Linked DNA regions of Homo sapiens: region 2 is linked to region 1. The links are chromatin loops, found by intact Hi-C in ENCODE. Cell type or tissue: A673. All regions are shown on one strand. Links, peaks and the distances in the headings refer to the core of each region. The heading gives the core; the rest is flanking DNA. Region 1 has its middle 58 kb from the start of LINC01422. Region 2 has its middle 160 kb from the start of LINC01422.

The links. A loop is a pair of places that touch in the nucleus more often than their neighbours do. Peaks named below come from ENCODE experiments on the same cell type or tissue, not always from the same donor. Only the 100,000 strongest peaks of a DNase experiment are listed, where the experiment ranks them.
Region 2: it touches region 1 in a loop (2.1-fold over the local background); 1 of 110 quality-filtered maps calls a loop at or near these places.

Annotation. Positions count from the first base shown.
Region 1 is chr22:26,844,005-26,846,924 of GRCh38, reverse strand. No RefSeq gene overlaps it. Among named protein-coding and RNA genes, the nearest start is that of LINC01422, 58 kb to the left of the region's middle. In A673, for the core only: no CTCF peak of the experiment used is centred there; a DNase peak (open chromatin) is centred at 1,364; H3K4me3 peaks cover 524 bases; H3K27ac peaks cover 1,805 bases.
Region 2 is chr22:27,061,976-27,064,895 of GRCh38, reverse strand. No RefSeq gene overlaps it. Among named protein-coding and RNA genes, the nearest start is that of LINC01422, 160 kb to the right of the region's middle. In A673, for the core only: no CTCF peak of the experiment used is centred there; a DNase peak (open chromatin) is centred at 1,305; H3K27ac peaks cover 1,446 bases.

The DNA of each region.
Region 1 (2,920 bases), core at 203-2,702:
TCCTGGGAGGCTGGCCCCTGAACACTATATCACCTAGTCTTCTAGGTTGGGGTGAGATAATGAAACTGGGTGGAGGGGGGATGTGGTCAGCCAGATACCAAAGAGCAAGTAGAGGTCTTGCCACAATGAAGAGAGGAATCACTTGAGGATGAAGTCATCACAGAGGAAAGAGAGGCTGGAGAATAAATGCCTGTGTACTTTATTCAGGCGCTTGGATTCAGCCGTGCCTGAAGGCCTACTAATGATCCAACAAGTTTTCTTCTTCCCTTAAACTAGCCTCTGCATCTGAAAGAGTCCTGATCCACCCAGGCAACCTTGCAACATTGTAAAAAGAGTAATTAACTTGTAATTAGACCGACCAGGGTTGTAACCACAGCTCTGCATGACCTCGTGCAAGATACACTGCTGCTCTCTGAATCTATTCTTTCACACCTGCAATCTCCAGGAGACAAGAACAAAATAAAATCATCCCTGTAAAAGCCCCTAGATTATATTAGGTACATCCAAAAATGAGAGTTTATCTTGAACTCTCTCCCTTTTCTGGGTCCCAGTACCATAATAAGAAAAATGTGATTCTTAGCATTGATGAGCTTATACATTCCATGAGTCAACCCATATGCTGTCTTATACCATCACGTTTTCTTCCATCCCCTGAAATATTAGTAAAAAGCTATCAGCCTGTGATCATGTGCAAGTGGCATAATTTCCTTGTTACTCACTTTCCCCAAATGTATAATGAAGACATTAATATTATTTACCATATGGAATTGTTGTGAAACTAACCTAGTTCATGCATCCAAAGTGTTAGAACTGGATGTTGAATGTAGTAAGTACTCAATACATACTGGTTATTTTGTTAGTGGTAGTGGTTTTCACAGTAGTAGTAAGTATTGTTATTATAGAGAACCTTCTCTGGCATATACATCTATATCTCCACCATCTCATTTACACCTAGACAACATAACCCTGTGAGATTGCTAATGGATACTGTCCCAGATGCACAGATCAGGAAACTGCCTTACAGAAGTTGCATTGCTTACCTGAGTCTTGAGCAGGGATTTGAATACAAGTGTGCCCAATTCCAAGCCCTGTGTGTTTCAGGACGACAGGGTATCACCACCCCACCCAAGTCCAGCCGGCCATAACCTCTGCACTTAGAAACGCAGTTGGCCTGTGGGTCCTTTGGATACACTGCAAGCATAAATTCTCTGGAGAATGTTCCCAGAAGTTTGCTTCTGAAGCCGTCTCCCTCTGCAAGTACACTTTCTTTTCATGTGAATGAAACCCACTAAATGGTATGGTGTCTGCTCTAATTATAGGCTCCCCAGCCGGTGCCAAGAGGAAGTTGGTTAATGTACACTTGAGTAGATTTCAAATCGGATTTTGTGAGTCCCCAGCAAGAGGGAAGGAGGCCAACTTCTCCCCCGGAGGAGAGTAACAGGAAATGCTGTCAGCACAGGAGTCTTCCCAGTTCGCCTCCTGCCAGAGCAGGTGATGCCCTCTACTTCCCAGGTTGCAGAGGCCTCTCCCTGACTCCTTTTCCTCTGCCCCTGGCCTGTCCCAGAAGCTGAGAGCCTGGGGGGAAGGAATGGGAAAAACAAGCCGAGGCGCTGGGATGGAGAAGGTATGGCAAAGCGGAAACAATCCTTTGGAATCAGATGAAACTGGATGCTAAGCCCAAGTATCACATTTCAGCTCAAGTATCACATGCGGGTGCCAGTATTTCCTCATGATGATTCCAGGTAGCTGTGTAGAAACATATGTCATAGTGTTTATTCCACATCTCTCCAATACTTATTCATGGCCTACTTGTGCTGCACTGTACTGCCATGAGTAAGATGGGACCCTGGGCTCCTTGGAACTCCTAGTCCAGCCTGGATGGAGTAAGCCGTCTATGTGCATCCATTTCACACGTCGTGATGAGAGAAGGAGAACACGCCACAGAAAGGAGGGGGCATCTGATCCACCATGGATGCATCAGGGAAGACTTCCTGGAGGAGGCACATCTAGGCTGGGACCTCAAAGAACTCGAATGAGCCCAAGGAAGGGTGGGAAAAGGAGCCCACTTGGAAAAGTCCATGTAAAGGCCCAGAAAGAAATGAAAACAGTGCATTCCAGGAACATCATTTAGAATGGCTGAAAATTGTAAAGAAGAGGCCAAAATGGCAAAAATACAGAAATGCATTTTTGAAAATCATGAAATCTAACACAGCCAGTCAAAATAATATGAACAAGGGATATTTTACAGTGTAGGGATTCAAGAGTTATTGGGTGAGTTTAAAAATGATATTGCCACATGAGCCCTACTGAAACAAAAAAAGAAGAAAGTAATATACGTGTGCATGTGTTCTAAAAGACTCTGGAAGGATATACATAAAAATTAGAATAGTAATTATCTCCAGGGGATGGAATTATGGATGAGTTTTCTTTTCTTCTTTTTTTTTAAATTTCCCAATTTACTGCAATGAGCATGTATTGCATTTGTAATCAGAATATAGTTTTTTAAATAGAAGGAGTGTTATTAGTATAGATCATGATCTACAGATATAGATCTGCTTAGCCTCGTTGCAAGCATTAAGTTTGATTGTTGTGCAAAGTTTCTTATAGAGCAGTGCAGTGTAGACGTCCCTTCCATCGAAATGCCCATGATCATTGTGGGAGCTCCTTGGAGCAGGGGCCAGAAGCCCTTTTCTCCCACGCTTTCACCCCTTCATTCCACATATATGTATGAAGCAGCATGCCAGGGTCTACGGAGACAGAGTTTCACCAGACCCAACTTCTACCTTCAAGGAAGACCGGCAAAGAAAGCTGATGATTACCATTTGGCGTGTGGCCAGAGCTCCGCACAAGAAAGAGCCGTCTCACCAGTGCTTCCAGCAAACCCAGTGTGCACACATACACACTCAGATACACTTACATG
Region 2 (2,920 bases), core at 260-2,759, 220 kb before region 1:
CAAAGACTGGGTTCAGCTCTCAGTTGCCTCTTTGGTTGGGAGCTCTTCGGCAGTCCACATCCTGCACAACTATACCTGGCAGCTCTGCATGTAAAGCACTCAGCCTGTGCCAGTCTCAAACACTCAGATCTGGCAGCAGCTGTGATCACTGCCACCATATATTATCATCTGAATGATCTGGGCTCTTAAAGTCCATGAGGATCTTTAGCATAAGGTGAACCCATGTCTGAATCTCATTTTCACCATGTCCTGGCCCTGTGTCTTTGAATTGGCTCGTCCATCCCAACCTCAACTTCCTCCTCTGTAAACATAGGAAACAGTAATGCCCACCTACTGTTGTGGTTTTGATTAGGTAATAGGCATCCAATGCCCCTGCAGTTCAGTGCCAGTTGCATGCTAGGTGTTCAGTATTTGTTTCTTTCACAGGAAAGGAAAAGAGACCTCCCTGCCATTGCCTTTTCCCTTTAGTAGAAGAATCCATGGTCAATGTGTTAGGGAAGTGAAAAAAACATATATCAAGCCATTTCAGGGAAGATGCTTGGCATTCTGAGATAGAACCTGTTTGCAGACAACAGCATCAAGTTTGGAATTGGAAAGCTGGGGCCTAGTCCCTGAGTCCACTCCACCCACTAACTCACTTTGTGACTTTGGGTAAGTCACAGACTCTCTGAGACTGGACTGCCCTTTCTGTGAAACCAAGGGTACAGGAGATGAGAGTTGTTTCATATTTTGTGCAGCAGCAAAGGCTTTAATTCCAAACAAGCTTCCTGCATATACAAAGCAGGTAAGAACAGAGATGCGCTGATTGAAGCAAGGTTCAGGGAGGGGTTGCCAGCCTCCTCCTTCTTTCTTCTTCTCACCCTGCAGCACTCTCTGATGCTATTTTGAGGGACCCTGGGGCTCTGGGAACACAATGTGACAGCCATTGGACTCAGATCCTTTCCTCCTTAAATATTCCAAGACTCTGTGTTTTTACATCTACTGCCTTGCCACTCAATTTCTCCTGACCTGGTGTGTGTGTGTGTGTATGTGTGCGTGTTTGTGTGTGTGTGTGTGTACCACAAACAAATGCTCAGAAAGGAAGCAAAAAGAAGTTCCACCAGCCATTAAGGAGAAATTACAAACGCATTTTTCTCTGCCTCTGGCACATTAATAAAATAGATTACAAAACTGGAAGTGAGTTGAAGCAGGGCAGCATCACAAAAATTGGGGAGGGGTGAGGAGCTGCTTCCTGTATAGTCATCTGATTTCATGGCCGTTCCCATGCTGAGAAAATCTGTCTGCAGCGGCTGCTGGGAGGATGTGGAGCTCATGCATTAAACATCAGGGGGACCCTCACAACATACACCGTGGGGCGGGAGAAGGATGGGGAGGAGGAAGTTCTGTGCTTCAGTACAGGCTGAGGGGACACTTCTGACATGCCCCAGTGCACCAATACCATGGGCTGAGATCTGGAGATTGTTTAACAAGGGCCTGGGAAAATCACTGAAAACTTCAGGGTGGTGGATGAAGGAGAGTGTAACATGCAGAAAGTACAAAGATATTCTAGAGTTTTGAACATGGAAGGGCCACCTAGGGCAGGGTGGGGGGTGGTCCACACAGGGTCACTTTGTCTAGGTGGTCGTAGAGAATAGTTACCATGTGCTATAAGCTCTCTGCGCTGGATGCTGGGATTGGTCATTGGAGTGAATTGAATTATTGACCCCAATTCTTCACTCTCCCTTTATCCAGCCTTTTGCCATGTGACTTTGCAGCCTCTCCTCCTACAGGGTGGATCCTGCACATTGGGCATGATCACATGGTTTGTTTTGGCCAATGGAATACAAGTGGAAGGGCCAGTGTGCTAGTTCTGGGATGGGACCTTAAGAAACATTGCAGGTTTCCACATTTTCTCTTGCATCTCTGTCCCTGCCATGAAAGAAGCATGTTCTGGCTAACCTGCTCATACACAGAGGCTGACAGACATGCAGAGTCAAGCCAGGCACCACCTGCAGCTCAGGGCTGCCCCAGCTACTTGCAGAATAAAGCTAGATGAGAAATAATACTTATGGTTGTAGGCAATGGAGATTTAGTGGCTGTTTGTTATACAGCAACAGCTGACTGATATAGTTATATGTGAAGTCATTCATTCTATTCACATATTTGTTCATTCAGCAAATATTTCTTGAGCACTTCCATGCCAGACATTTTGCTAGGCAGTAGGGATATAATGGTTAGTAAGGTATCTAGGAAAATGAGCAGGGATTTCAGATTTATTAATTCAAGGATTGAACATGGACTATGTGCCAGGCATGGTGATAAGTACTGCAATGACAATGGCAAACAAAATACATAAGGCCCCTCCGCTCATGGGACTTACAGACAGCAGATCAAACAAGCAACAAGCCGGGAAATTTCCAAAAAGCTTGATGAATAAACTTGTCTCTTCCTTTGAACGAGTCACTGTCCATTTGACAAGACAGAAAAGTCAGTAAACTATTACCATGTAAACTATTAAGCACTAGAATGAGATGCCTATAGGCAGCTCAGATAAAATACCTTATCCAACCTGGGGTTGGAGACAGGAAGAAGATAAGAGAGGGAAACCTTTTCAGGGCACAAAATATCTGAGCTGAGCACTGAAGGTCAAATAGTTTGCAGAGGGAGAGAAGAAAAGCAGGGATGGACTATGAGGCAGAAGGTACAATAACCAGAGTAGGGAGGCAGGAAACAGTATGGTGTCACACTGACAGTAAAATGTACTTCTACATATTATTGGAAAATAGAGTGGAAGAGGGAGAGGCAGATGAAGGGCTTAAAGTAACCAGGTCATGAAGGAGTTCAACTGCCAAGCTGAGATGGTCGGACTTGACTGAAAGCAGATAAATAGTGAGCTATGGAAAGTTTCAGCAGCAGAGCACAGAATCAGGTTGGCTTTTGG